Linked DNA regions of Mus musculus: region 2 is linked to region 1. The links are chromatin loops, found by intact Hi-C in ENCODE. Cell type or tissue: heart. All regions are shown on one strand. Links, peaks and the distances in the headings refer to the core of each region. The heading gives the core; the rest is flanking DNA.

What was found. Peaks named below come from ENCODE experiments on the same cell type or tissue, not always from the same donor. Only the 100,000 strongest peaks of a DNase experiment are listed, where the experiment ranks them.
Region 2: a loop joins it to region 1, with 2.0 times the contacts of the local background. A loop is called at or near these places in 1 of 42 quality-filtered maps.

What each region holds. Positions count from the first base shown.
Region 1 is chr10:37,139,325-37,142,808 of GRCm38, forward strand. 5930403N24Rik (RIKEN cDNA 5930403N24 gene) reads left to right here and starts at 208. Exons shown (of 3, transcript NR_166104.1): 1 at 208-1,421. In heart, for the core only: no CTCF peak of the experiment used is centred there; DNase peaks (open chromatin) are centred at 667 and 1,917; H3K4me3 peaks cover 2,386 bases; H3K27ac peaks cover 2,157 bases.
Region 2 is chr10:37,276,202-37,279,685 of GRCm38, forward strand. No RefSeq gene overlaps it. Among named protein-coding and RNA genes, the nearest start is that of Gm26535, 42 kb to the right of the region's middle. In heart, for the core only: no CTCF peak of the experiment used is centred there; no DNase peak of the experiment used is centred there.

The sequences.
Region 1 (3,484 bases), core at 447-2,946:
TAAGTGTGTATACGAGTGTTAAAGACAATGGGTAGGATTTGTGTGCTAGCAGCATTTTTTCCCTCCGCACTCCATAAGGGTTTCACAGATAGTGCGCAAGGATTTTTTTTTTTGGGGGGGGGTGTTTCTTTTTTTAAAAAAACTGCTGCAATTGTTAAATCGTCCCACACTGAAAGGTATTTAAACCACGAAGATCGAATTTCATCTAGCAAGATCTCCAGTTGGAATTAGGTCTGTAGGCCAGATGTGGGAAACGCAAAAACAGCAAACAGCCTAAGCCATGCTCGTTCCTTTCTCTCCTAGAGGCGTGAAATAAAATATTTTGAAATTGGTCCTTGGAGCACCTCAAATCGCGTCTCTCCAACTATTCCAATTACCGATCACTTTTCCACAAAACATTGTGAGGACCATTTTCAGAAGATCGAAACTTGCTAGCATGTTATCACTGTAAGAAACGACATCATTAATTTTCCTCTGTGGTAAAACTAGACCGAGCCTTGAGTGTACGAATCCATATTTACAGTTGGGAGGCAGCTACTCTCGTCGACACGGGTTGTTTTCCTAGCCTGCTGCCAACATCGGAGGGACTCTCATTTTGAACTTGTCTGTGCACAGCATCAAGTGTGCTCCTGGAAGAGAGGCAACAGCGAGGAAATCCTAAAAGACCGAGTCCTAGTCTCAGAAGAAATCGCCTGCAAGGTTGAGAGACAGAAAGAAAATCCCTGGAGACTCCACGTCTAACCCAGGCTAAAGGCAAAGCTCTACAGCGGTGTGTAGGATATCTCTCTCGTTCGCTACAGCCCTTGCCACCGAAGTACCAGACGCTTTTAGTGTGTGAAAGACCAGGCGTTGATTTAATGTATCTGGAAGGGAGAGGGGATAGAGGATGCAACTTAATAAATATTCCTCTAGTCTCGCTCATGAAAACATCCAAAACATCTTTCGGCGTTTGCATTTAATGACTGCAACGTGAACGATGGAGGCGAGAAGCAGTCGAGGGAATGGCTCGTTTCTCTTAGTGTTGGCTCGGAATTGTCAAACAGTTACTTTCTGTTCATTGTAGGGAAATAGGTCACACTTTGAGTGAAAAGGACAGTTGGTTCAAGCCAATAACCCTTTGTTCAAGTGCTGTTTGACAGTCCCTGAGCAGAACATCGTTGCGTGAAGTTTCATCTCCTGTCCAGTACCTTTAGATACATTATTAAATCCCAAAGTCATATTCCACGGAGCGCCTGGAAGGAATATTTCGTCGAAACGCGTCTTGCCAACCAACGTGTTAGCACCCGTAAGGAAGCCTGCTGGACTGGCCCGAGAACCCGGCCGCCAGGATGGACACGAATCCCTCATTAGCAGTTCCAACTTGAAAAGTCAACTGGGCTGGTCCAACACCACCATCCAGGAGATTCCCAAAGGCTCAAAAGGCAATCTGTGCACCCACCCCACGGGAACCTTGCCCCTTCCTCTGCGTCTCCCTCCGGTTTTAAATTGGGATGATTGCTAGTTCGCTTTCGGATTTTTTCTCCCAGACATTCGGGGGCTGCTTTTGTGGCTCCTTTGTTAACAGGCTGTCGTGCAGCTTTCCCCCCTTTTCTTTCTCCAATGCCTATTTGCCTGGTATCGGCTCGTCTCCGGGGCAACCGCGGGGAAGATTCGGAGCCCCAGGCGCCGGGAGGGGGAAGGGGCGGAGCCCGGCGGAGTGGGGGCGGGGAGGGGCGCGAGAGGAGGGGCGGAGGGAGTGGGTCAGGAGGAGACCCCAGGACCCACGAGGAGCAGATGGCCGCTCCGGGGCGGAGCCCGTGAGCGTCAGGGGAGCGGGAGAGCCAATCCGTCCCTGCAGCAGCGCGGGAGAGAGCCAACGAGAGTAAACACGCGGGCTGTCCCCCCCCCCCCCCCCCCGCGGTCCCTACTTTGCAGCTGAAGACGTGATTTCCTTTGGATAAGAAAGCTCATTGCCAGTGTGGTTGGAAAGCTGGCGGTCCCCGGGAGAATGGGTTGGGAGGCGGGTTTGGGCGGAGCTCTGAAATCTCCCTCTCCCTTTCCTCCCCTCCCACCCCGACTCAGGCACCCACTAAGCCTGGCGAGAATGGAAGAGGCGGGTGGATGGGAGAGCGGGGCGGGGCTGGGAAAAGGGAAGAGATTGACTCTTGCTATGAACCTTAAGGAATGCCAGCAAGCTATTGGAGCTGCTGGTCTTTACCTGCTGCAGTTCCCCTACAGTTTGGTGGTCTCCCCGTAGAGTTAAGGGTTTGGGGGGGGGGGGAGGCGGGGAAACACCCGCCAAATGCATTTATATAAGTGAGATTAAAGAACCCATAAGGACATTAAAAATTGGAAGCAGGCGCCTATAGCCAACTCAAAAGGGAACACAGACTTTTATTCTCCATTTGCACTGTTTATGGAGGGATGTGGTGTGTATGAGTGTACAGAGTCTTACTGTGCAATACAGGCTGACCTCCAACCCTTTGGAGCCCAGACTAGTCTAAAACTCATGATTCACAGGGTCTATTTCTCAACTGCTAGCGACTAACAGGGGTGTGCTATTACTGCCAGCTCTGTGCTCCCATTTATTCTGACCTGGTGGCACCATAGCTAAAGGTGCTTGCATTCAAGTCTGAAAACCTAAATCCATCATCCCAAGACCCAGATGGTGTGTAGATAGAACCAACTCTTGAAAAGGTTCCCCGACCGACCCTCACCCCTGGCATACACTACACAAAAATTTAATGTAATATGATGTAGTAATCTGTATACGGTCTTCCTATACAGATTACCACCAATGCATCTAAGATGCACCACAGAAGAAATCAGAGGTCAGGATGGTTTAAAATGTCAGTTTAGGGCAGAAGAGCACTTGCCATGCAAGCATGAGGACCTGAGTTCAAATCCACAGCACCTGTGTAAAAAGCCAGCCCAGGTGTGTGAGCAAGCCCAGTGCTGGGGGAAGATCTTTGAGCCTTATTGGCCGACAGTCTAGCTCTAGGTTTAGTGAGAGAGTAATAGGCACCTGATTGCAGAGAGAATATCTTGTGTATTGTATGGATACACCACCTGTCAATTAAAAAGCCAATGGCCAATGGCTTAGGCAGGAAATAGGTGGTGGGACATCTGGGAAGCAGAAAGAATTCTGGGATAGAGCCAGGTGTGGGAGATTTGCCTGGGAAATTTTGAAGAGACGGACACATGGTACTTGAGCACAGGTAACCAGCCATGTGACAGAATGTAGATTAGAATAAATGAGTTATGTTTAGTTATGATCTAATCAGAAAAGAACATAGCATTATGGCCAAGGTATTTGTAAATATGTTTTGAGTCTGAGTCTTATTTCTGGGATCATGGGGCTGGGAGGAAGAACCAGGCCCAACATCTATATCCGATACCTCCTCTGACCTTCACATTTATGCACATGGGCATGGGCCCTCCACACACCAGTGCATACACCACTACATACGCACTTGTTTATAAAAGTATGGAATAGTAAGAATTC
Region 2 (3,484 bases), core at 347-2,846, 140 kb after region 1:
TTGTATCAAGTGCATTGAAGATAATTATTTTAAAACCCAGATAAGCATTTTGGTTGAAATGTTTTACCTTCATAGAACAAGTCGGAGGGAGGGAAGTGTCTCCGTAGTTCAGAATGTGACCTTGAAAGTTAGGACTTCCAGGCTTCACTCCTGGTTTAGGTGCTTGCTATGCTGTGAGCATGGAACTTCTCTCACTGTGTTTACCATCTGTAAAATGAGACAACACTCCAACCCCTCCCTTTCCAGTGAATAATAATAATAATAATAAAGGATATGCCACACCCAAACACTGTATGTATTAAGCAATAAATAAATAAATGTCTCCCATTATTTGTGCACCATATATTTCTGAAGCTCAGCTGTGTAATCTGCTCGGAACATTTTGTTTGTTTTCTAGTTTCCCTAGTGTATATTGTGTGGGCAGGTGTTCAGATCTGACCCAGCGTTGCTGATGGTAAGTCTCCCAGGATCTATTTACAGTGAGGTTACAGTTGACATTTCAGATTTCATGCCTTTTTGATTTCTTCTTTCCCCAACGTTTCTCTCTCTGCCTTCTCTCCTGCTGCAAGTCTTTGATTATAATGTTTGAAGCAGAGGCTGGGAAGGAAGGAGATGCCAGCATACTTATTTATGTCTAAACTCTTTTGCAGATGCCTCAGTAGTTTGGGATACCAAGAGAATGAGTTGGGTACAGGACTGAAGCCTAGATGAATGTAAGGTATAATATTCAGAGGAGAGAAGTTGAGCTGGGATATCAACTCAAAGGCTTTAGCCTGCAGGAGAGCTTTCTAGGGAGTCTGAGGAAGGAGGAAATAGCTACAGGGCCATTCATAGCTTGGCTTGGGCAAAGACAAGACCCATGGAGTTCTTAAGCCCCAAAGAGACCTTAGCTGAGAGCAGGGCTTTCATTTCAAGGTCTCCAGGCAAGCCTTTTCCTCCAGGTTTGTATGAAAGAGACAAAGAGGGAAATTGCATTGCTGTTAAAGATGATAAGAGCTTACACATTTAGAATGCATACTTGTCCCTGATCTCCAAGGGAAGACTCATCCTGACTGGAGTTGGCTGGCCTTAGTCTCTCATAGGCATTTTGCCTCTAATCTGAGTCTAATGAATAGTAAAAGTGGAATACTGGGGGGCATTTTACCCTAATATATACCTCTGCTTTCAGAATACTGAGGTCTACTTCCTGATGGAGAACCCCAAGCTTATCTAGAATATTTTAAAGAAACCATGCAGGTTGCTCTGCTCTGATTCATTTTTTTGCAGAGAGACAACAGTGCTGCTCACTAAGTCTTTAATCAAAGCATTCTGAAAGTTTGTACATCTGAGTACTTTGGACAAAAAACAATACTCATATAAGGTAGCATGATACGGTGAGGCTCAGTTGCCATTGATTTTACTTAGTGGTGTTTATCTCTTTTCTTGGGGATATGTCCAGTTTGCTTTCCTATAATTGTGGACCTTTCAGGGTCTTAATGTTTGAGCTACTACTGTACTGCTCATCTAGGTACACACTGGAAAAGGTAAAAGAAAATCGGTGACCAAGAGGAAGCCTATTGCACATGCATAGGCTTTGAGTACTGCATTTTCCTTAGTTATATGTTTACCAAATGTAGATGAAGAAATGGAAATTAATAAGTCAAGTATCTTGTTCCCAAGGCACCAGCATTGCTTCTGTTTATATTTCTAGAGGTGCCTGCCAGAACAACTGCCAGGGGACTGTGGCTTCAAGTGGGAGACACGAATAGATGAGAATAGTTAATGATCAGACTCATCCAGGCTATCTTGGTTTATGCTTTTCTCATGAAAGCTATAGGAGGCATGATGAACACCCCCACCCCATTTCCTTAGGCAAGCTGTGTAGGCTGCTCTGTGAATGACTCCCATTCCATTCTCCCCTACCGTCGTGTGCCTGAGTGTAGAATGGTAGTCAGCTGATTGCTGTCTTCCTGGCATAAATCAACAATATTGCGTTTCCCTGAAAGCAATCTACTTACAAACAGAAAAATACCACTAGTCCCAAATCCATTCTTACATTTCCTCTTTAACCCCATCATGGAGAGAGTCTTGAGTCTTGAGATGTGAAGAATCGTGTTTGAGTCGTGCCCGTTCATGCTGTGGTCTTGAGGAATGGACTCAGCTTTCATCTCTAAGGAATGGAATGTTGAGACTTCTCAAGGACTGCATGAGATAACTTGACTAATCTGAACTACTTCAAATTCAAATCAGAAAGAGCTAAAGTTTTCTTTGTCCTTCTAGAACACAGAGATGGTTTCTGTGTACTCGCTCTGTCTCTGTCTGTTTCTGACTGTCTCTCTCTGACTAGGTCTCACATGGTAGCCCAGGGTGGCCTCAAGTTCATGTTCTTCCTGTCTCAGCTACTGAGTGCTGGGAATATCATTCAGCAAGTCCGTAGCAGTTCACAGGCAAGCGTGTTGATGGAGGTGTTTTTTTGTGTTCCCCCAGGTGTTTGTGTTCACATAAAGACTTCTTTGCTCTTCTGTGAACTTGCTAGGGACCAAAGTTAAACTTAGCTCTTTCTTACTAATTCTAATATTGTGCCAAACATGCAGCAACTGCCTCATAAGGATTTCAAAATGGATGAATATGGACCAGGCTGGCAGCCCACTCTGCTTCTAGAGGAAGTAAGTCTACTGTATCATATGTAGATTTGGCCTTTCTTTGTAGCTACATTAGTGGATGGAGAAGTCTTTAAGTTTCTCTAATGACATGGGAACCTAGACAAACATTCATAAAGAAGGAGTCATGCATGACTCTGGGAATAACAAAGAATCCCAAAGAGATCACAGATGTTTGATTGTAAGTACAATGAACTTCATAAAACTGCTCCAGGATAAAACATATCCACCAACAACAGGAATTAGAATCTATTAAAGACTGAACAAAGAAATCAGAGGAAAAAAATCATTTATTGTGAATAAACCACTGGTTGGATTTGCACAGCTGCATTTTCCTTGAAAAAGACTCGTGAGAGTCATGGATTGTTTGGAACCTGTGCTGATTCTTTTTTTTTTTTTTTTTTTTTTTTTTAATTCTTGCTACCATTTTCAGTATTAATATTGTTACCATTACTTGATGGTACAACCTGAAACTTACATGAGAGAGACTCATATGGCTTACAATTCTAGGCTACAGCTAATCATTTCAGGGAAGTGGCAAGTGGCAGAAGCTTGAGATATCTGGTGACATCACACTTAGCCAGCAAAGGCAAATAGAAATAAATTCACATGGGCTATTTGCATACTTCTGTGCTGACTTCTTAAACAAAGCTCCAAGGGCTTCCAGTCAGTGCAGCTGTTTCAGGCCCCGGGGCATGGAATCCTGCTATTTTTCCTATCACTAGCATAGGAAGTAAAGGAAAGAAAGCACACTAACTGCTAACCCTCATGGTGCCTTAATTTCCTAAATTCTAAAGTGAGTATTAAGATGTGTTTTCCCAGTTACATCTCAGGATGGCATTAAG